Linked DNA regions of Homo sapiens: region 1 is linked to region 2. Evidence: chromatin loops called from intact Hi-C (ENCODE). Cell type or tissue: heart right ventricle. All regions are shown on one strand. Each heading gives the region's core, and the rest is flanking DNA. Links, peaks and the distances in the headings are about the cores only. Region 1 holds the start of LOC339975 (a long non-coding RNA gene). Region 2 overlaps F11-AS1 (F11 antisense RNA 1).

The links. Hi-C counts contacts between places; a loop is a spot of excess contacts. Peaks named below come from ENCODE experiments on the same cell type or tissue, not always from the same donor. Only the 100,000 strongest peaks of a DNase experiment are listed, where the experiment ranks them.
Region 1: a loop joins it to region 2, with 9 times the contacts of the local background. A loop is called at or near these places in 6 of 110 quality-filtered maps.

What each region holds. Positions count from the first base shown.
Region 1 is chr4:187,498,857-187,511,293 of GRCh38, forward strand. LOC339975 (a long non-coding RNA gene) reads right to left here and starts at 6,757. Exons shown (of 5, transcript NR_038931.1): 1 at 6,436-6,757. In heart right ventricle, for the core only: no CTCF peak of the experiment used is centred there; no DNase peak of the experiment used is centred there.
Region 2 is chr4:186,318,513-186,330,949 of GRCh38, forward strand. All of the region lies in intron 1 of F11-AS1 (F11 antisense RNA 1), which reads right to left. It also overlaps the pseudogene SLC25A5P6. Among named protein-coding and RNA genes, the nearest start is that of F11, 59 kb to the left of the region's middle. RefSeq lists an enhancer at 5,819-6,320. In heart right ventricle, for the core only: no CTCF peak of the experiment used is centred there; no DNase peak of the experiment used is centred there; H3K27me3 peaks cover 1,447 bases.

The DNA.
Region 1 (12,437 bases), core at 1,776-9,775, 1.2 Mb after region 2:
ATGAGCAATAAGAACTTTGGACTGGTTTTATAAGTGAATTTGTAATCTCACATCCCAAGAAAAAAGTCTTCTGCAGTTTCCAAACCCTTTTAGGTTCACTTGCTTGTTAATTTTATTGTGAGAAGAATAAATAAAATCAGAAATACATAAATAAAAATATTTTGATGAGATTGTCATTCAAAATGGATTTGTTGGTGCAAAAAGAGTATTTTTAAAAAGAAAAAAAATCCACACAAGAATTATCACTAATCTCAAAAGACATAAACGTCTTAGTAGCCTGCAGAGATAGCTTTTACTTTATTTTAATATCAAAGCAGATGAACTCAAAGCAGATGAATTAACTTCCTTAAAATATCAAAAGCTGATTGTCTGTTCTCATAATTCAATAAATTTGGCAAAGAAAAAGTGTTTCAGGTAACACATGCTTTATGAAAGTGTCTCAGTTTTGTAAATTACCCCTTAGCCTCCAGTATTAGAGAAGAGCTTCAGATTTTTATAAATATTAATCCTGTCCTGGTTTATTACGTGCTGATTCAGATATAAATTACTTTTAAAATTTAAAAAATGTCATGCTTATTGGCCTAAGAAAATAATGACTTTCCTATCAGAGACTACAACCAGACTTTAAGAACTCAATATCATAAAAATGTCCATTCTCCCCAAATTTATTTACAGATTCAGTGCAATTCCAATAAAAAGCCCAAAAGTTTTTCTATGTAATTAGACAAGTTGACTTTTAATTTATATGGAAAAGTAAAGGGCCAAGCACAGTGGGGATTCATCATTGGGTGTATCAAACCTTATTGTAAACCAGAAGTAATTCAGACAGTGCAAGTGTTGTCTAGAAATAGACAAATAGGCCAAGGAAACAAAATAGAAACTCCAGAAATAAACTCACATATACGGAAATGTATTAAGTGCAAAAGCAGGGATCGAAGCTCTGTGGTGAAAGGAAGGGCTGTTTATGAATGGTACTTGCACATTAACTTATGGATACCAAATAATGGAAATTGGATTCCTACTTCACAGCCTATACAAGTATGGTCATGCACTCCCACATAATATTTTGATCAACAGTGGACTGCATATACAATGGTGGTCCCATAAGGTAATCAGGGAGCTAAAATATTTCTATGGCCTAGTGATGTAGCAGCCGTCATAACATAGTCACATAATGCATTACCTTTTCCATGTTTAGCTGTGTTTGATACACATAGAATCATGTTACAGTTGCTGACAGTACTGAGTACAGTAACCTGCTGTACAGGTTTGTAGCCTAGGAGCAATAGGCTATTCCGTATAGTGTAGGTATGTGGTAGGTTGTGCCATCTAGATTTGTGGAAGTACACTCTGTGATATTTGCACAATGATGAAGTTGCCTGATGAAGCACTTCTCAGAACGTATCCCCATTGTGTTTCTCAGAATGCATCCTCGTCATCAAGTGATGCATAACTGCATAGCTTTAAGGTAGATTTAGGACTTAAATATTTAAGGCAAAACTACAATCTTTCAAAAGACAGTATCAGAAATATCTTAATTACCTCAGGGTAGGACTTTGCTTTAAAAAGATGTAAAAGAACTAACCATAAAAAAGATGGATAATTCGACTACATTAAAATACAGAGCTTCTGATCATCAAAAGAAACTATTAGAAAGTGATTGGACAAGTCTGAAGTAGGAAGAATGTCTGAACAACACAGAAGCAGCAAAGGCTTGGTTTGAAGAGCATAAAAACGCTTATAAATGAATTTTAAAATGATAAGCGATGTGATAATTGGCAAAAGCTATAAATAGAAATTTCTCAAAATAAGCAGCATAATTGATGCATGAGATATGAAAAATACCCAATCTTACTAGTAATCAAAGAAATGCAAATTAAAACTACAATAAGACAGCATTTCCTATCCACCTCAGATAACGTTCTTAAATAGCAGAGCACATATATATGATTTCACTTTTTGTGGTTTAGCTTTTCATTCTGAGAATGAGAATAAACCTTTTCACCCATGTTTTCCATAGTCCGGTCTGTTATTCTACATTCTTTTACATTCTAATACCTTATGTTTTCCATTACATCCTTTCTTCTCACCCTTATATCAGTTTCTAATGGATTTAGCAGGAAACCAACATTCCTGTTCAACTTGTACAAACTTGTGAAAACATAATTGAAATGAAAATGGAAATTTCAGGCCACCAGATGTCTTTATGCATCTGCATAAATAACAGTGCCATGAAATTGACCCCAGCCTACCTTTTAAGTAGGAAAACACTCTCCTTTAATCCAATGTGGATGATTATGGATGATTCATTTGCTACTAATTTGCTGAAAACTCAATTCAGAAAATACTAACAATACGTATATTAAGCCTTAACAAATGACATTCAACAGAAATCTGTTTCCTTTGATACTTTTCCTTTAAGGAAGTCTCCAGACAGTGTTTCCTAATCAGTATAATGAGCTTTCTGGAATTTATGAAAGCGAAGGCTCCTTTCAGATCTAAAGTTTCAGCTCTGTATTTTCACTATTAAGAATTGTTTACACCTATAAAACCAGATTGAAGAGCTTTGCTAAGTCTCCGTCCCTCTTCTCCATCCCCTCTGCATCCGTGTCTCCCAAAGCTCTTTATTACCCTCCCCATTTCTTTGCTCTGTTTCTGGCTGCCGCTTTTCCTCAATCTTGCTCTCATTCTCCTTCACACTTTACTGCTCTCTCACTAACTCCACAAGTTTAAAAAACTAACCCAACTTAGAAATGTCTACTAACTTCCTAAAACATCCTCCACAACATTAAAAAGCACTGCTAATATTTTTACAATACAATACACAAATATTTAATAAAATCAGGACAACACACATTCCCACTTTGTACCATCGTGTTACCAAATGAGATTCACTTGTAATGAACAAATCATCAATCTTCGCTGTTATCAGAAACTAGCTTCCCCAAGCCTTCCAGTAATTTTTTAGAGTTCTGGAAGCAATAGCTCCAAACCTAGTCTGTCAGCAGGAGACTCGGCCTGGCTTACGCTCCACTTGGACTTCTGCTCGGGCTCCCGGGAAGCCATCTGGGGCAGCCTGGCGTCCATCTGCCCTTCTGAAGTAGGTCGCAGACCCTGCCAAGATACTGACCCTGGATGCCAGTGAAACCTCATCCCTGTCATGACAAAGAATCTCTGGAGTCCAGGTAAAGGTAGGGAGAATGCCTCCTCTCCAACATCTCCCACACTGCATCGTCTGGACAATGGCACAGTTCTACTTCTGTGGGCACCTCTGTTCTTCATGAAAAACACCACTGCCATATTTTGGCCAGATCTGGGCAATACAAGGCTCACTCTCAGCCCAAAGGGCATGCATGAAACAGATTTCTTCCCACGAGGGAGAGACCCTCCTATTATCCTCCTAAATTCCATCCCCACTTAGAACCATCCTCCCATGTATCCTCCTATAATCAATCTCCCATGTTATTTATCTCCTAAAGTCTATTCCCAGCTTAGAACTGAGAATTCTTCCTTTCTCCCAGTTCCCACACTTGCCTAGTTAAAAACTGTCCAGTTTAAAACAACGACTTCCATGCATGCCAAAGACAGAAGCAGATCTTAGAAGAAGATGGCTTCCCAACCCCACCTTTCTCAGGGCTCTTGCTAAATAATTTATTAGATTGACCAGCCAGACCTGGAATTTGAACCTGACGCATGATCTTGGTGGAGATACTAACTGCTCATTTATCATCCCTAAAAGGGAGAAAAACCTGCATTTGCCATACTTCAAGATCTAGTCCACACTTAGCTTCCCTTTGGACTGCTGCCTTTCACTCTTTCATTTATCTAGAATGCTGTGTATTTTCCTGACTACATATAACTACACCGTAAAACATCTGAAGACTGCATAAAAACATAAGAAAAAATAAATAAATCATTTCAAAATTTCATCACACTGAGGCAACCACTGTCAAGATCTTGGTATCTGTTTCTGTTATGAAAATATGCAAACATAAATTAATTTTACATAAAAGGAATCATTTCTGTTTACATCTTTTAAATTTTTACTGTTGCCCTTTTCTTGCTTTCCCCACTCCACAAGTGTCCTTATTAATTTCTTTATTCCTCATATCATTCCTTGAAAGTTGTTTATTACAGGTATATTTTCCTTTTTCTCTTTCTGGCTGCAGAATTGTGTTAAGAATGAGATAAAAATTACCCATGTACCCATGACCTTATTAAAAATCATCCATCACCGAAACAGCTGATATTCCTCCTAGTTCTTCCCCAACTGCCTCCTTCTGCACCCACATTAGCCAGCATCTTCCTTTGGTGTTTGTCATTCTCACGGATACCTTTACATGTGTGTCACATACGTCTTTGGCACTAAACAGTATGTAGCACTGCGTTATATGTTCCTAACCGCAGTACAAATGGCCACAGCTATATATATTTTCCTGGAATCTCTCTTTTCTCACTTAATGCGGATTAATATGAGTAAGTCTAGTTTCTTGACTTTGCTATTTTGCCACATTCTCTTGTGGGAATGTACATCAAGGTATTAGTCAATTCCTCTGTTAATGGACATTGCTGTTGTTTTCATCCTTTTGCTCTCCTGTGGTCTGTGGCTGTGAGCCTTTTTTTCAGATTGAGGCAGCATAGCAAGCAGTTTTGAAGGGGGACTCCAGTGCAGACTGCATGCATCTGATGTGTGGTGGCGCCATGTAGGAGCTCAGCAGCCTTGGCAAGTTAGTTAATCCACTGTGCGTCACTTCCCCATTTTAAAATTGAGATAAAAATAGTATGTACTTCATAGGACTATTGAGAAGAGTATTAACTTGAAGCATATGCAATTATAATTTTCATAGTCCAAAAATGGTCACATATTAGCATTTTTATATGGTGAAACCTAATAAATGAGATAATTGATATAGCATATTTAGAATGGAGGTATACAGTCAGTACTTAGTATTAGCTGTAATGATAGCAGTGGTGATGACAATGATGGTGTCTCTTTGTATATGTTAAGTCTCAGGCTTTCTCTGGCCTAAACAGCCAGGAATAGAATTGCTGGGTCACAGGATCTATCCAAATTCAACCTTTACCTCCAGAATGTTCTCCAGAGTTTTCTATCCAAGATATGTTTTATTTTTCTACATATTTGTGTCTTAATATTTTTCAATAACGTTTTATAATATTGTTCATAAGAATTATTCGTTTTCTTCTCTCTTTCCCCTCTCCTCCTCTCTCTTCTTCTGTTCTTTTTTATCTCTTTCTTCCTCCTCCTCTACCTCTCCTTCTTTTTCTTTTTTCTCCCAAATTCGAAGATGAACACTCTTCTGCTATCAGAGTAGAAAGGTCTGTGACTTCCTCATGTTTCTAGAAGATCTCCATGGATCATGCAAAAGGTCAGATGCCATCTTTACTTTCACAGCTCTGGAAATCCATTTGCTAAGCTCTCAATTATCACCCAGAGCTCTAGGACGGTATTTCTAAGACTTTTGTGTGGCTCACAGAGTATCATGCTGTTAACTGTCCCAGAAGCCTAGAGGATCCCTTGGCTTTACAGCGCACAGCTCCTGACCCTGCAGCTCCACTGGAAATTGGACTGAGCCATCATCTTCCCTGAGCCTCCCCGCTTCGCTCTTCATTGTCCTCCCTCCCTATTCGGCAGATCCAGAGATTCACTCTGCTGCGTAAATTCTTTTAGTCCCAAGATAAAGCACTGCCTATGAAGAGATGTCTAACTTTTAAAACTGGCCAATTACATCAAAATTTATTTGGTTCTATAAGCAAAGATATGGCCCAGCAATTTATTAACAGGAAGGGAATGCTAAGTGAATATCAGCAATCATTAATAAAGATGTTGTGAATGGTTTCAGAACGCACAGTAAACAATTTAATTCCAAATGATATATTAAGAGAGAACTAAGAAGAGGATTTCTTTCAGATAGCACAGAATAGAATATTTTTCCAAATTAATAGTTACAATATTCAGGAGAAACAAACCGTTCAAAATAACTGAACCCTGCCTGTAGTCTCTTTCCTGTATTGCTAATCCTCTTTCCTATTTCGTTTTTCTGTCATTTCTTTCTCTCTCTACTTGGCTTTTTCCATCAGCATGTAAATCTAATTTAGTTTTTGCCATCCTTAATAAAAACAAAATGATGCCTGCGACTGTTGTCTAATGTCTACTTTTCAAAACCAAAATTTTCAAAAGCACTATTTATGCTGTTTGTCTCTTCCTCTTCCCCTTTCCTCCCAGCCCATTTCAATAAGGCTGACTACCGCCAACCACTCCGCCCCAGAGGCATCTGCCCCCGGCCGCGCACCCTCTCTCCCTCACCACGCCTTGGTGTCCTCACGTTCCCGCACCTCTCAGAAGCGCTTCCTCCACGCTCCACAACGGCCTTCCCCGCCCAGAAGCGCTTCCTCCACGCTCCACGGCGGCCTTACCTGCTCAGAAGTTCATGCTCCCAGCGGCCTTCCCCACCCAGAAGCGCTTCCTCCAGGCTGCGCAACGGCCTTCCCCGCCCGGAAGCGCTTCCTCCAGTCTCCACAGCGGCCTTCCCGCCCGGGAGCGCTTCCTCCACGCTCCACAGCGGCCTTCCTTGTGAGAGGTGACAGCGTGCTGGCAGTCCTCACAGCCCTCGCTCGCTCTCGGCGCCCCCTCTGCCTGGGCTCCCACTTTGGGGGCACTTGAGGAGCCCTTCAGCCCACCGCTGCACTGTGGGAGCCCCTTTCTGGGCTGGCCAAGGAGGAGCCCGCTCCCTCAGCTTGCAGGGAGGTGTGGAGGGAGAGGCGGGAGCGGAAACTGGGGCTGCGCGCGGCGCTTGCGGGCCAGCTGGAGTTCCGGGTGGGCGTGGGCTTGGCGGGCACTGCACTCGGAGCAGCCGGCCGGCCCTGTCGGCCCCGGGCAATGAGGGGCTTAGCACCCGGGCCAGCGGCTGCGGAGGGTGTACTGGGTCCCCCAGCAGTGCCAGCCCGCCAGCGCTGCGCTTGATTTCTCGCCGGGCCTTAGCTGCCTTCCCGCCGGGCAGGGCTCGGGACCTGCAGCCCGCCATGCCTGAGCCTCCCACCCGCTTCACGGGCTCCTGTGCCGCCCGAGCCTCTCGGATGAGCGCCGCCCCCTGCTCCATGGCGCCCAGTGCCATCGACCACCCAAGGGCTGAGGAGTGCGGGCTCCCGGCGCGGGACTGGCAGGCAGCTGCACCTGCAGCCCCTGTGCGGGATCCACTGGGTGAAGCCAGCTGGGCTCCTGAGTCTGGTGGGGACCTGGAGAACCTTTATGCCTAGCTCAGTGATTGTAAATACGCCAATTGATACTCTGTATCTACCGCAAGGTTTGTAAACACACCAGTCATCACCCTGTGTCTAGCTCAGGGTTTGTGAATGCACCAATCAACACTCTGTATCTAGCTACTCTGGTGGGGCCTTGGAGAACCTTTGTGTGGAGACTCTATCTAGCTAATCTGGTGGGGACGTGGAGAACCTTTGTATCTAGCGCAGGGATTGTAAACGCACCAATCAGCGCCGTCAAAACAGACCATTCGGCTCTACCAATCAGCAGGATGTGGGTGGGGCCAGATAAGAGAATAAAAGCAGGCTGCGGAGCCAGCAGTGGCAACCCGCTGGGGTCCCCTTCCACAGTGTGGAAGCTTTGTTCTTTCATTCTTTGCAATAAATCTTGCTGCTGCTCACTCTTTGAGTCCACCCTGCTTTTATGAGCTGTAACACTCACCGCGAAGGTCTGCAGCTTCACTCCTGAGCCAGCGAGACCACGAACCCACCAGAAGGAAGAAACTCTGAACACATCCGAACATCAGAAGGAACAAACTCCAGACGCGCCACCTTAAGAGCTGTAACACTCACCGCGAGGGTCCGCGGTCCCTCTTCATTCTTGAAGTCAGTGAGACCAAGAACCCACGAATTCTGGACACACCTGCTCAGCAGTTCATGCTCCCAGCGGCCTTACCCGCTCAGAAGCGCTTCCGAAGTGCTTCCTCCAGGCTCCACAGCGGCCTTCCCCGCTCGCTCCTTTGAGCTCCTCCTCGGTCGCTTTTGCCAGCCTCTGCCTCCCTTTCTAGCGTCCTATTTCAGCACACTCATTTTCGTTTCAGGCAGGTGCGCTTTCCGTTCCCAGAGCGCACTGGAACCTCTTTCCCGCTGGCCTCAGCCTTTTCTTGGAATGCCCTTTCCAGCCTTTTCACGTGGAAGCACCACTCAGCTTCAAAGCCACCTCCTTGGGAGGCCTTCTCTGACCGCCCAGCCTCGTTCGCGCCACGTGTACATTCTCAGTGCAGCCAGTAACCGCCCATTTATGTATACATACACATGTAAATGCACATATAAATAATTCACCCACTATAATTTTGATGAAATATATATTTAAGAATGTGTTGTTTTGTCCATCATTAAAGTCCAAGCTCCACAAAATCAGAAACTATAACTTTTTTATTCACTGCCACATCTCCAGAATTAGCAGATTGTTGGTATAGTGTTAATTGAATAATTGGATAAAATTTCCAACATACAAGCCCTACAGAAAAGAACATGTGTGGTGGAAACTAAAATACATTTTGCCTATTTACAGAAGGAGATCAGTTGGAAGCTTTCCTTGGACTAAGAGCATCCTTAGCTATGAAGGCGAATGGATCTTGAGGCTGCAAGGTATTCAACAAATATTGGTATGATGGGGTCATATTGTTGACTTTTAAAAATACTGCAATATACTGACATATCGAAACAGCGACGTTCGGCTATGTTTTCTGGTGAGTATGCCTTCAGGAAGAAGAAAAGACGAGATGCCTTCCCATTCGAATGGTTTATGCTCTGAATCACAAAAGTTTATAAGATCAAAGTGAAAAGTCAATGTAGATTTTGTAGAATATTTAATGAAACGTTTTGCGTGTTAGGGCTCCAGGTAGTGCACGATCTTTCATGGCAGGAAAGCCCCACTCCGCCACCATGGGAATCTGTGAGGACGCCAAGCTTCAGTTCTAGATCCAGAAGCTTTCCCAGGGAGCAGGCTGCCGTGCCATTTCACATTCCACGTGGCATTTCCAATGGGGATGATGAGAAGCCACTGAGATAACTCTTTGGAGAAACATTCAGCTCTAGGAAAGTACTATGTAACCTGATAGGTTCACTTTTGACATTTCATTTTATATATTTCTAAGAATTTTTTAAAATTCCTGCATGCAGCCGTTAGACAAGGATCATAATCCTCATTGATGCTGTTTAATGCCTAATAACAGATGCATATTGGCTCTAGTAAATGGCTTGTAAGGTATTAACATTAATTCTAGGTATAATATAATAATACAATCATAAAACAAGTAGGAAATGACAAAGATGAGAACGGTGAAAACAGCATACAATCTTCAAGGAAAAGTTATACATATGGATTTAAACCACAGGTATACAGTCATTTTTATTCATTTTTGTATACCTATACCACTAATATAAATGTCAGAAGCACCACATTCTGAATTATTATTAGTGTTGTTTTTGTCTCCTTTTGGCCTGAAGAATTTGAAAGCCACTATTTTTTACTCTGCTTCAAAGCACGGGCCTCATGGTGGGTATGCTGTTTTAATTGAGGCGAGGTGGTTCCTGTAATAAGTCATGGTTCTTCTGCACTGTGGGTTAGACTCACAGTTTATAAGGCTGAGAAAAGTGCAGTGGAGTCAAATTCTACAGTTTCCCAGCAGCAGAACACGTCTAAAAATACTCAGAATATCAGGTAGTTCTCTCCCTTCCTCTACTTTTTTAAAAAAACTCTTTCTTCCTCCCTTCCTCTCATCTTTCATTCCTGCCTTTCTCCCTCCCTTCCTCCTTTCCTTCCTTCCTTTTTCTATCATATCGTATCATATCTATCATCTATCTACCTATCTAATCTATCGTCTATCCATCACCTTTCTTCCTCTGTCTCTTCCACCGCTATCTTCCTAAAATAGTTTCTATTTTTATTACTCCGCACCAGCACTGTCTCATAGAACTTTCTATGAGGTCAGTGGCATTTCATACCTGCACTATCCCTACAGTTGGCAGTAGCCACACTTGAGCTATTGAGACATTTGAAGCTGTTTGTCACTTTAAATGCGGCTAGTGCAACTGAGAAAATGAATTTTAACTACTTAATTTTAATTAATCTAAATTTAAATAGCCAATATGGCTAGCGGCTAGGATACACTTACGAAGAAAATGCTGCCCTGACCTTCGGGATATCACATTCCAGGGCACTTGTACTGACAACATTCTGCACAGTATATTTTGAGGTTTATTGAATCGGTGGGCGTAACATTCCTCATCACATATGAGCTTAACAAACCAACAATACAGCAGAACGTCAAGCTATATAAAACAAATTTATATAAGCAAAAATTGATTACGAGACTCAAGACAGCAAGACAATTCATTGTCAACAAACATGTTAAACAATTCCACAAAATAAGTAGGTTTTTGATCAAGTAATTTGTCTTCCCAATATTTTATATTCTCCTACAAATCATTTTGTTCTCAGAGCTGCAACCTGTGTTCTAGGCTGGGTCCCTCTTTGACATATCTCGCTATGTGATATTAGACAACTCAAATTGTTCTCTAAGAGCCATAATCTTTCCACCTGTAAAACAAAGACTAAGGCCAGTGATCTACAAGCACTCTTACTGCTGTCAGATTCTGGAAATAAAGCTCTTAGAGAATTTTTTTTCCCACAACATCTTTAACACATAGTTAGGTTGTCTTTTAAATATTAATCTAGAGATGTGGAAAAAATACTTATACCACCTCTATGTGTTAGTCTTTGCAGTAGTATTTTGTTGGTTTATGTGTGTGTGTGTGATGGAGTCTTGCTCTGTCACCCAGGCTTGAGTGCAGGGGTGCGATCTCGGCTCACTGCAACCTCTGCCTCCCGGGTTCAAGCGATTCTCCTGCCTCAGCCTCCCAAATAGCTGGTATTACAGGCACATACCACCACGCCCAGCTAACTTTTTGTATTTTTAGTAGAGACAGGGTTTCACCGTATTAGCCAGGATGGTCTCGATCTCCTGACCTTGTGATCCGCCCGCCTCGGCTTTCCAAAGTGCTGGGATTACAGGTGTGAGCCACTGCGCCAGGCCTGCAGTAGTTTTAATATAGCTGCTAGATACAATCTTAGATTGTTGAAACACACACACACACACACACACACACACAGGGAAAGAGAAGGAGTGCTAAACTGAAGCTATAATTTTTTTTTTATTTTATTCTACTCTTTTTTCTTTTTTTTTCTTGGAAGGGAGTCTTCAAGTAAAACTATGTGTGTTGATAGAGCATAGTCTTTTTCTCATCACATAGCTAAAATGCCCTTAAGAAGTATGGGATTGCTCTGCCCTTACTGGTTTATGGAAGCTCGGTTTACAGCTCCATCTAAAAAGATGGCCTTTCGAGAATATGCTGTTATGGGTGTTTTCTAGGGAAGAGTATCTTTTAAGAATGTGTGTGCACGTGTGTGTTTGTGTGTATGTGTGTGTTAGACTAGATCTATCTTGCCCCCTTCAAAAATGTTTCATAAATATTTAGGAGGGGAGGTCTTGTGTGTTGGCTGGACCACAGTTGTTTAGAAAACTCTGCCATATGTTTGCTTAATAATGCAAGCCTGTGGCTTTTAGAGTTTGGGTATCCCATGGATTGTTTTGTAAAATAATTTTAATTTCAAATGATTATAGTATTTAATTTCCCTTTCATCAGCCATTAAATACCTCAAGGAGTTATTATTTATTTTCTACCTACTTTCAGTAAGGATTCGGGGTGGGTTTTGAACACATTCAGTAACTGCAATAGTCACTCTTGTAGAGGAAGAGTCTCATTCGATTGTTCCTGCATGGAAAAGATGTTCAGTCAATTCTCTATTATCCGCACTAATAGATGGGTGCAATCAAGCAGATAATTTAAGTTATCGAGAGCAGCACAATCCAGTTTGTATTTTACTTTAGAACATGTAGGTATGATAGGTGTTTAGCCATTCAATCTAAATGGCAAAAGCAAACATCTGAAAAGCCCTTCGGAGGCACAGAAGGAAGCCCGCTGTCTCCTCTCAGGATCCTACCCCCTGTCCCAGATTCACCACTGAAAATGGAATGCATCACCGATGACAAAATGAGAGCCTAGTGTGGAATTTTCTTACCTGAGTTTCTGGCTGAGACCCTTCCTGGGAGAGATGCAATTAGGTGTTCAAGTTTAGATCATTCCTCTTCCAGTTACCGCAGGAAGAGACAGGTTTAATTTCTTATGGCAGATGAGAATGCTGGTAAGATTCCACCCGTGCACCACTTTGCAAGGCAGTTGAAGAATCCCTATGCCGTAGTTAGTTTCCACTTGTTAAATACTTCTGTCACTGTTTCACAATGCCAAAGCTTTGCTTGCTGTCTTAGCCAACTGTAATAGGGTAACCACTGCAGTAGAAATTTCACAAACTG
Region 2 (12,437 bases), core at 2,036-10,035:
CTCTATAAAATAAAGTCTACTAATTTTTAAAAGTGTACACCGATTTGGAAATAAGTCCTACTACACAAAACGTGATGGGTAAGCCTGAACTCCGGGTCCAGACTGCTTGAGTGAGCTGGGACAAATGACGTGTGGAAAATAGCAGGAACAGTGCCTGGCCATAGGGCTGGTTTGAAAGGGCAGATGAAAATCTATGGGGAGCAGATGGCCAAGTGCCTCCAGATGGTTATAACATTAGATAGAGTTCTCATAAGATAATTTCTACTAGTAAGAACCACTCACAATGGGACTCGGCTCTCTTCTGAAATAGTTTCATGTCGCTCAAGTATCCAAGCACAGACTGATGGATGAATTCAGTATTCAGTATTGGTTTTGAAAAGAAACACGGCATTATAAGGATGATCAAATAGTACGTTCTGTAATGTGCTGGAATTTTGGGATCGTCTGAAAGAAGGTGACATGTAAAACCACTTAGGAGATTGTAAAAGCCAAACATTCAAGACGTTGTTTGTGAGGATCGTCTTTTTTTTTTACTGCACATTTCAGCTCATTGTCAAACAAATTTCTACAGAGCCTTGGAATTATATAGTATCAGCATTGGAGAAAACATCAGTGCTCATAAAATCAGCCGCACTTTACAGATGTGGAGTAAGAGGTGCTCAAAGATTGAGTTTCCCTGGTCACAAAGCTAATCAGTGATAAAGTTGAGTTCAAGCTGTGGCTCTAAACCTCACTTCAGGACTCATTTTATTATATATGCTGCCACTGTTATTATTAGTCACAGTAACGGTTTCAAAATCCTAAAGACCCCACATTTGCATTGAAACCAAGATAATTTGGTTTTTCTTTCCGGAGTCCCTCCTCAATGCTCCACGGTCATCAGTCAGCGCCTTTTTGGGAGAAAATGTTTCCAGCTGCCACTCTTTGTAGAAGTTGCTCCCATTTGCTGTTCTATGTCTACAACGCTGCATATCAAAATTTTACAACACGTGGGCGATGACATTTACTTACTAACATAATAGCACCTTCACACTAAACAATTTTCAAATCACTATTATATTACCTCTTTGTAATAGGCTTATAAAGTTGACAGGACAGAATTTTATTTTAATCTTCATGTTATAGATGGCAAACTGGGGTTCAGAGAAGTTGCATGACTCACCTACATTCACAGAGCCAATCCGTGTGTGAAGTGGGTTTTGACACAAGTCTCCTGGCTTCTTTATCTGGTGCGGCCTCATTTGCTGTTGCTATTTGGAAATAAGGTGTTACAGAAGCTACTTAATATGCTTGATTCAAAGTCATTTGTTTGGCTAAAGAAATAATGTCTTAATAATAATTCTTTAAAAGTATTTTATAATATTTGATATAGGCAAAAGAACATAAGTAAGCTATATGTTACCTATTATGAAGCACAATAATAAAATAAACACCTGTGAACTCATCCTCTCAAAATACCTTGAAGCTACCTGTGTGTCTTCTTCATATTATTACTTTGTCTTTCCCCCAGAGGTAATGCTTATCATTATCTCTTTTAAAAATGTTTATTTTTTAAAAGCTAGCCCAACATTATCTGTATCTCTAACATTATGTTGTTTAGCTTTGTTTGTTTTTAAGTTACACTAAATATTTTTCCAGGCTGTATGCTGTCTTCAGCAAATTGCTCTTTTCATTCAATATTTGATTTTTAAGATATTTTATTTTCTGTAACAGTTTATCCATGTTCTGCTAAATCATATTCCATCATGTGAAATAGCACAAAATATTTATGCATTTGTTTTGCATCAGTGGACATTTGGGTTGTTGAGAACTTTTTTCTGTTGTGAACAACGATAAATGGAATTTTCATGTTTGTCTCCTGTGCACCCATGTAAGTATTTACAACTGGGTATGAAATTGGTGGGTTAAGGACGAGACAAGTATTCAAACTCATGAAATGCTGCCATACTGGTTTCCAAAGCTGTTGTGACAATTTGAGTTATCAGATCTTAGTTTTTTCCAGTCTACTGTTGATAAAATAATACGTCATTGAGATCTCAGGACGTATTTCCTGAGAAGCTAATGAGGGTAAATTACTTTTTGTGGTTATTTGTAATTTGGGCTTTCTTCTCTGAAATAATTCTTCATGTCTTTTGCCCATTGTTTTTTGTTTTCTTTGCTAGGTAGGGATTTTTTGGTCAAATGTAGTGTATGTATGTATCCTCTCCCAGTTTATGGCTTTCCTTTTCATCTCCTTTCTATTTTCTTTTCCTTTTTTTTTTTTTTTTTTTGAGATAGAGTCTTGCTCTCGTCACCAGGCTGGAGCGCAGTGGCGCGATCTTGGCTCACTGCAACCTCCGCCTCCCAGGTTCAAGCGATTCTCCTGCCTCAGCCTCCCGAGTAACTGGGACTACAGGCGCCCACCACCACGCCCAGCTAATTTTTGTATCTTTAGTAGAGACGTGGTTTTGCCATGTTGCCCAGGCTGGTCTGGAACTCCTGACCTCAGGTGATCCACTAATCTCGGCCTCCCAAAGTGCTGGGATTACAGGCGTGAGCCACTGCACCCGGCCTAAAGCATTTTCATGTACTCAAATATTTCATATAGTGAACAGTCTTTTATGGTTAATACTTTTAGGTCATATGAAAAATCCTTCTTCACTATTAAGTTTATAAAATTGTTTTTCTAAAACATGTAAAGAGGGTTTTGTTTTCCATTTAAGTCTTTAACCCATCAGGAATTTACTTTAGTGTATGGTAATAGTAGGGATCCAGCTTTTCCTCACATGGATGACCAACTGTCCCCACCTGATCTTTTGGAAACCTGATCTTTTCCTCAGTTACAGGCAATGTCACCACTGCTGTCTTATTTCAGTTTTCTCTATCTGTGAGGGTCTATTTCTCGACTTGTGATTTCGTTCCTCTGTTCAGTTTGTGGATCCTACTGCCCGTGCCTTAACTAACATTGCTTTACAGCCTGTGTTGATATCCGCCAAGAACTGCTCTCAGAGTCTCAACAGAGTCCTGTCTATTATATGTTTGTTATTCCATGTTAACTTTAGAATCATATTTTTGTCATGTTTGTCAAAAGTGGCAGAAGAAAGAAAAGAATCTATGGGGGTTTGACTGGAATTGGATTGAGTCTAGCCTATACTATTGATTGTACTGTCGCAAACTTGGTAATATTGATTCTTTCCATCCATGAACATATTACAGAATCTTTTCATTTCTTTTGTCTTTATCATTATCTTTCAGTATAGTTTTTTTTTTTTTTTTTGTTCTCCATAGTGGTTTCAAACATCTCTCACTAATTGTATTTCTGGATGTCTTGTTTTTTTTAATATGTTTTACTTGTAAAGCCACCCGGGCCTGCTGATTTCTCTGTACAAACAATTTTGACTATAGATTCAATCATTTTAATGGCAAAAATACTTGTCTTAATAGAATGTCTAAAGACACTAAGCGGTTAAAAATACTTTTCTGCAGAGAGGAATTGAATTTTCTTCTGCTGGGAGCCAGGGAGCACGTCTGAGCTAGAGCCACTTCAGCGCCTTTGTGGGGTCCCCCTCCCCTGCCCACGGCCCTGCTGCCTCTGGATTGCTGCTGGCATATGGCCCTCAGAGAAACCAAGCTTTCCTGTGAATAATACCTAGTGAATGATATTTTATGTGAATAATACCTAGTGAATGATACTTTTCTGTGAATAATACCTAGTGATTGATAGATACTTTTATGTGAATAATACCTACTGAATAATAGTTTATGTGACTAATACTTAGTACTTAGGGCCCTGATTTTAATTCAAGTTATTACAATAAAAATTTATTTTCTTTATTTTGTAATTGCCCCTTTTGATATTTCTCTGATTTCCGGTGAGCTCAGAAATGCACAAAAGAAAAAAAAAACATGTTGTATGGAGGACGTAGATGTTTTTCAGGGAAAGGACTCTTTAGAATATCCAGCCTGAACTTCTGCCAAAAATAAACATCTCCAGACTGGCTCTTAGGTAGGCACTTGGCATTATTCACGGCTCCCAATTCCTAACAACAACAACAAATTTTGCAATGCTGAGTGTGATGAAGGGTAGCTGAGAAGCGTTCCCTTTCATTTAGAGATAATCACAGTCTTAAAAAAGAAAGATCTTTATTTAAGATAGGCAGTGATTAAGCCACCCCTTGCAATGCCACTGCCCCCCAAGTTTTCTACACATCTACCACTCAGAATGGCACAATGGAAATATCTCAATGCAACAGCAATACTATGGAATGCTTACCACATGTAGGCACCATATACAGTCACACGATTCCTATTTATGTATATGCTTACTTGCGTTCACTGGAAGGATTGCCTTGCTTATCATTATTGAATTCCAGTGAGGCCTGCATGCGGCAGGTGTGCCCAGCTTGGACTGGCCAAGCTGCAGTTTGTGATCGTGCTCCCACCTTTCCAAGCCGTCTGCTCACCCTTATTGATGTGGACTTGAATATCTGGGCATGACTCTCAAGCATGTTTCCAAGGGCTCCTGTCACTCACCACTCTTGAATGTGAGAACTGTGCCTCGTGCATCACTATGTCAACCAGCTAGCCTGGTACATGTTTGCTGTACCGAACTCTTCAGAGGGGGCTGGGAGTAAAGGATACAACTTATCCCCTTTCTGCGTAAGCTTGGCTATTTATGATGTTTCAAATAAAAAATAACATGGTTCTATCTACTAATTTGTAGCTTGGTTTACATTAACACACACATACATTCACACACACACACTCAGAGTCCATCAAATAAGTGGAAATATCCAAAGTTTATCTGGGGGAGTATCACTCATAGGAAATACATAGACGCAGCCTAATGAACACGCAGGCTTGTGTTTGCCCTGATTTTATATTTCATGCACGTAGAATCTGGATTCCATTCTATCTGGTTTGTGAAAAAGTTTTCACCATTTACTCTTTTTCAAATAACAAACATTTCTTGTGAACTTACAAATGTATACTATGCTGTAATGTTCAGCAACACAACTAAAAGAAAGGGACTAGGTACCAGCCCTACAGGAACTCTGATTCTCCTATACGAATTAGATAAACAGGCTGGGCACAGTGACTCACGCCTGTAATCTCAACACTTTGGGAGGCCGAAGCAGGGGGATCACAAGGTCAGGAGTTCGAGACCAGCCTGACCAACATAGTGAAACCCCGTCTCTACTAAAATACAAAAATTAGCCAGGTGTGGTGGTGGGCACCTGTAATCCGAGATACTTGGGAGGCTGAGGCAAGACAATTACTTGAACGTGGCGGGTGGAGGTTTCAGTGAGCCAAGACTGCACCACTGCACTCCAGCCTGGGCAACAGGGCAAGACTCTGTCTCCAAAAACAAAAACAAAAACAAAACAAAGAATTAGATAAACAGTTGCAGGAGGGTAAAAAGTGCTTTGAAATATGTACATACAAAGAATCAGGACAGTAACCAAGAGTGATTACTTCTGCCTCAGTTAGGAAAGAATTAACAGGAGTAATTACAGTTGAGCCAGATAGGAGTTTTCCAGGAGGAGCACAACATCAACATGTCATACAGAGGGAACAGCATGATGTAGTGAAATTGCAATGAGAAAAGCATGAGTTTACATTCTGGACTCATCACTCTCCAGTTTTTGGTTAACAATCACTTTCCTTTGAGAGAATCATTTCTTCTTTGCAAATTAGGCACAATTACTTATCTCAGACATAGCACAGGATTGACTGAGATAAATTATGAAGTGCTTAGCACAGCACAGCACTCCTAAAAGTCAGTCAAGTGGTGGTAGTTATACTTTGCAAAGACAAATAAGTCATATGCAGGAGGCTGAGGCAGGAGGACCAGCCTGGGCAACATAGCAAGACCCTGTCTCTACAAAAAATAAAAAAAGTAGCCTGGCATTGAGAGGTGACAGCGTGCTGGCAGTCCTCACAGCCCTGGCTCGCTCCTGGCGCCTCCTCTGCCTGGGCTCCCACTTTGGCGGCACTTGAGGAGCCCTTCAGCCCACCGCTGCACTGTGGGAGCCCCTTTCTGGGCTGGCCAAGGCCGGAGCCCGCTCCCTCAGCTTGCGGGGAGGTGTGGAGGGAGAGGCGCGAGCGGGAACCGGGGCTGCGTGCGGCGCTTGCGGGCCAGCTGGAGTTCCGGGTGGGCGTGGGCTTGGCGGCCCCACACTCGGAGCAGCCGGCCGGCCCTGCCGGCCCCGGGCAATGAGGGGCTTAGCATCCAGGCCAGTGGCTGCGGAGGGTGTACTGGGTCCCCCAGCAGTGCCGGCCCACCGGCGCTGCGCTTGATTTCTCACCGGGCCTTAGCTGCCTTCCCGCCGGGCAGGGCTCGGGACCTGCAGCCCGCCATGCCTGAGCCTCCCACCCGCTTCACGGGCTCCTGTGCGGCCCGAGCCTCTCCGATGAGCGCCGCCCCCTGCTCCACGGCGCCCAGTCCCATCGACCACCCAAGGGCTGAGGAGTGCGGGCGCACGGCGCGGGACTGGGTGAAGCCAGCTGGGCTCCTGAGTCTGGTGGGGACGTGGAGAACGTTTATGTCTAGCTCAGGGATTGTAAATACACCAATCGGCACCCTGTGTCTAGCTCAGGGTTTGTGAATGCACCAGTCAACACTCTGTATCTAGCTACTCTGGTGGGGCCTTGGAGAACCTGTGTGTCCACACTCTGTATCTAACTAATCTGGTGGGGACGTGGAGAACCTTTGTATCTAGCGCAGGGATTGTAAACGCACCAATCAGCGCCGTCAAAACAGACCATTCAGCTCTACCAATCAGCAGGATGTGGGTGGGGCCGGATAAGAGAATAAAAGCAGGCTGCGGAGCCAGCAGTGGCAACCCGCTGGGGTCCCCTTCCACAGTGTGGAAGCTTTGTTCTTTCATTCTTTGCAATAAATCTTGCTGCTGCTCACTCTTTGGGTCCACGCTGCTTTTATGAGCTGTAACACTCACCGCGAAGGTCTGCAGCTTCTCTCCTGAGCCAGTGAGACCACGAACCCACCAGAAGGAAGAAACTCCGAACACATCCGAATATCAGAAGGAACAGACTCCAGACGCGCCACCTTAAGAGCTTTAACACTCACCGCGAGGGTCCGCGGCTTCATTCTTGAAGTCAGTGAGACCAAGAACCCACCAATTCCGGACACAGCATGGTGGCTCACGCCTGTAATCCCAGCACTTCAAGAGGCTGAGGAAACACTGCCTGAGCCCAGGAGATCGAGGCTGCCATAAGCTGCGATCGCATCACAGCTCTCCAGCCGGGGTGAGGGAACAAGAACCTGTCTCTTAAAAAATAAAACATAAATTAGTCCTGAGCAAGAAATAAAATGTTGGTTGAAAATTTTTAAAGTATTTTCCAAAGTGTCCAGAGTCTCATTCCCCATTGTCTATTTCCCATCTGTATTTGATCTGACTTTGAAAAGGTCTTTGAATAAATTGAAGAGCTTGAAGATGGTGAAGAGAAAAATGTTTTGCCCAACTTTACTGTTGTTTAATTAAACTTTTTGTTTTGAGATATTGGTAAGTTCACATGTAGTTTTAAGAAACAATACAGGGAGATCCCAGGTACTCTGGTAAGTTTTCCCCAGTGGTAACACTGGGCAAAGCTACAGTAGAATAGCACAACCAGGATACTAACATGGATGCAGTGGAGACACAACATTCCCAAGACCACAAGCATCTCTCATGTGGCCCGGTTATAGCCTACCCCACTGTCCACCTGCCCCCACCCCTCCCGAACCCTGACAACCATTAATCTAGCCTGCTTTTCTATTATTTTGTCATTTCAAGAATGTTATGTAAATGGAATCATCTAGCACGGGAACCTTTTGGGATTGGCGTCCCCCTCCCTCACTCGTGGTTCCCTGAAGATTCAGCCAGGTTCTTTAATGTATTGGTGGTTCATTCCTTTTGATTGCTGGATAGTGTTCTGTGATATGGATGTAACACAGTTTAACCATTCACTTGCTGAAGGACAACTGGGTTATTTCCAGTTTTTGTCTCTTATGAATCAAGTTGCTATAAACATCCTTGTATAGGTTGCTGTATAAACAGTCTTCATCTCTCTGGGATCAGTGCCCAAAACAGTAATTGCTAGGTCATATGATTGTGTGTGTGTGTGTGTGTGTGTGTGTGTCTGTGTTTAAGAAACTGCCAAACGTTTCAAACTGTTTTCCGAGTGGCTGTAGCAGCTTACATTCCCACCAGCTCTGCGTGAGTGGTCCCACCAAATCCTTGCCAGCTTTTGGTGTCCTTTTTTTTTTTTTTTGGTAGCCATTTTAATAGGTATATAGCGATGCGAAGTGATTTTACTTTACACTTCTCTAATGACTAACTTATTGAGGATCTTTTCATATACTTATTTGCCATCAGTAAAATGTCTGTTTGTGTCTTTTGCCAATTTTCTAATTGGATTTTTGGTTTTTACTGTGGGGTTTTCAGAGTTCCTTTTATGTTCTAGATATTATTTCTTTGCCGTACATGTGTTTTGCAAATATTTTCTCCCACTCTCTAATTTGCTTTTTCCCCGTCTTTTCAGGATCACTGGCAAAGCAAGCAAAAGTTTTAGTTTTGATGAAGTTCAGTTTTCAATGTTTCATGTCATGTCCTGTGTTTTTGGTATCGTCTAACTCTTTGCTTAGTCCTAGATCTTGAAGATTTCCTTAATTTATTTTTTCTAAAAATTTGCACATCTACATTTTACATTCAAGTCTATGATTCATTAATTTTGTATAATATGTGAGAATAGATCAAGGTACATTGTTTTTGCCTACGGATATCCAATTGCTCCAAAAATCAGTTGGGCATATTTATGGGGGTCTTATTTTTTTAGTTCACCATTCTGTTCTGCTTATTTACACATCTATCCCTTTGCCAATACCACAGCCTTGATTACTGTAGCTATATAAAGTCTTGAAATTGGGTAGACTGATTCTTCTCACTTTATTCTTCATTTTAAAAACTGTTTTTGTTATTTCTGTTTTTTGCTTTTTCATAGAAATTTTACAGTGATCTTACCTGTATGAATAAAAATTGCTCCGGGCTTTTGATAGGAATCTTAACAAACCTGCGCATCAATTTGTGGAGAATAAATATCTTTACTCTGTTGAGTCTTTCAGTCTGTGAACACAGAATGTCTTTCCATTTATCTGGATCTTGATTTCTTCATCAGCATTCTGTAGTTGTCAGCACATATAAATGTTTTCTAGATTTACACCTAAGTATTTCATTTTTTTGAGTGGTTGTAAATGGTGCTTTCTATCTTAATTTTTGGTGTCCATGTATTCATTGCCAGTGTATGGAAATACAAATTATTCTTTATCTTGTTGAATTCACTTATTCACCCAAATATCACATCTTATAGAAAATTAACTCAAAATGAGTCACGAACTTATATGTAAAAGGTAGATGTGTAAATTTTTAGAAAAAGAAAATTACGGAAATCTTCAGAATTTAGGGCTAAGCCTAAAGAGTTCTTTGACTTGATACCAAAAGCACAGTACATACAAGGAAAATGGAAAAATCGCAATTCAACAAAACTAAAACTTTTGCTTTGCAAAAGATCCTGAAAAGAGAAAAAAAATTATGGCATGGAAGAAAATATTTGCAAACACATATACAAAAACTATGAAGGTTTTTTGGTAATGTTTTTTGTTTTTGCTTTTAAATTACTTGAAATTTTCTTTGTAGAAAGTCACGTCACCTGTAAATAAGGGCAGGTTTATTGCTTCCTTTTCAATCTGTTTGTCTTCTTTTCTACTTTATGTCTTATTCTCCTGACTGGAACTTCTTGTACTGTGTTGAGGAAGAGTGATGAGAGTAGGTATGCTTGTTTTGTTTCTCGTCTTGGGGGAAAATTCAGCCTTTCAACATTGACTACAATATTTACTGTAGGTGTTTTGTAGATGTCCTTTAATCAAGTTAAGGAAGTTCTGTATATGTTCTGAAAATTTTCTTTTTTATTTTAGATATTTTTATTTCTCCTAATTTGTTATTTATCAGGAGTGACTGAAATAAAAAATATAATTGAGCCCTGTCATCATTATCATGGAAATGGCTTTAAGAGAAAACTGATCAGATGAATACTATTGCCTCCCATTTTCAACCACGAAACAGTTGCCACTGATAAATTGACAGTCAGGAGTCTGTCAAGAATGCTCAAGATATGTTATATAATACAACATGCCTGTTCACAGGGGGAAGCATCCTAGGAAATAACTTATGTGTACTTCTGATTTCATCATACAAGACAAGCACAAACGCACCACCCATGCCTCTGAGAACATTGGACCATGCACCCTTGAAAAAAGCTCTGCCTCCTTCATCAGGAGCAATCTTCCTCCAGCAGTGAAGCCTGCCTGTGTACATGATGTCAGCTGCACCCTGACTGCATCATCATTCCGTGGCGAACAGCGTCAAATGGATAGGAAGTCAACCCAGCAACGGCAGTGACGGACTGCGCGATCATACGGCTGATGACATGTGAGTGTTCCTGGAATCTGGAAGCATTCTCCTTGCAGTGTCATAGACACCGAAGCAGGCAGCTCGGTAGATGATAATACCCTGCACAGACCTGTTAGAGCCTTGGTACAGGCCTTTAATCCCATCAGATTTGTAGATCTTAACCAGGCGGTCACCAAGGCCTTGGAATTCCCTTTCAGCTCCAGCTTTACCCACATCAGCTGCTAGATGGGTACGGTCAAAATCAAGAGGGTATACAAAACATAAGGATGTGGCCCCAGGGGCACCACCTGATGCCAGACTCCCTGCAAACTTGTGCCAAAACTGGATCCTCTTGTCACACCCCCCGGGAAGATCTGCTTGTTTTTATCTTTGAAGGCAAAGTTGAGAGCGTGGGTAGGGAAGTATCTGATGACATTGGCCAGGTTACCGTGCCAGAGGGACAGGACTCCTGCTCCTTGGGAATGCGGACCATGCAGTCTACAACGCCCGTGTATTGCTTATCTGCGGTGATCTGCTTGCTGGCACTCTGCACCTGCAGCAGCAGCTTGACCCCTCCGTGGGTGCCACCGCCATCTTGGAGATGGCCGCGGTCACTCCACCTGCCAGGAAGTCCTTGGCAAGGACACAGCGGCATCTGTCATGTTGAAAGGAAGAGGAGGCAGGCGGCTGCGGGATGGGACTGGGCGGGAACCGGCTTTGACTCTGGGGCTGCAGGGCGGAAATTTTCATTATGAATAAGTATACAAATATTATAAACTGTTTATTCTGCCTTGATTTGATGTAATGTTATTTTTCTTTTTTAGTCTATATTAATATGGTGGATAATTACTGATTGACTTTTGAATATTGAACCAGCCTTGCATCCCTGGAATAAACCCTTTTTGATAATAGCCTATAATTTGTTTCATATACATTTTTTTCTTTTTCTTTTATTTTCGAGACAGAATCTCACTCTGTCGCCCAGGCTGGAGTGCAGTGGCGCGATCTCAGCTCAGTGCAACCTCCACCTCCCGGGTTCAAGCAATTCTCCTGCCTCAGCCTACAAAGTAGCTAGGATTACAGGCCCGCACCAGCACACCCCGCTAATTTATTTTTATTTTTATTTTTAATAGAGACAGGGTTTCACCATGTTGGCCGGGCTGGTCTCGAACACCTGACCTCAAGTGATCTGCTCGCCTCCACCTCCCGAAGTGTTGGGATTACAGGCGTGAGCCACAGCACCCGGCCTGTTCCCTATATTGTTGAATTCTAATTGCTAATATTTTGTTAAGGATTTTTGCTTGTATACTTATGAGGAATATTCATCTGTAGTTTTCTTTTTTCTCTGTCTTCATCTGGTTTTGGTATCACAGTAATACTCATTTCATAAAATAAATGGAAAAGTATTCCTTCTTGTCTTATTTGCTGAAAAAGATTGTGTAGAATTTTTGGTAATTCTCTTTTAATGTTTGATAGAATTTTCCAGTGCAACCCTCTGTGCCTGGGAATTTCTTTTTTGTAATTTTTTAAAAGTATGAATTCAATTTTCTTAATAGTTGCATTTTGTTTTATATTGGGTGTTGGGGTCGTGTGGGTTTTTTTTTGTGGAATTAGTCCATTTTTGTCTACGTTGTCAAATTTATGTAAATAGAGCTATTTGTAATGGCCTTTTATTATCTTTTTGATGTCTCAAGAGTCTGTAGTGGTAGTACATGTTTCCTTCTTAATAGTAATATTTTGCCTCCCCTCTCTTTTTGTCTTTGTCTATTTTGCTGGAGGTTTATCGGTTGTGTTGGTCTTTTCAAATAACCAGTTCTTTGATTAATTTCTCCATTTTTTTATGTTTTCAATTTTACTGATTTTTCTTTTTATTATTTGATTCCTTCAGCTTGCTTTACTAATTTGAGACTTTTTCTCTTTACTAATATATTAATATTATTAGGTTGGCACAAAAATATTTGTGGTTTTTGCCATTGAAAGTAATGTTAAATTTTTTTTTTCTCAGCATTC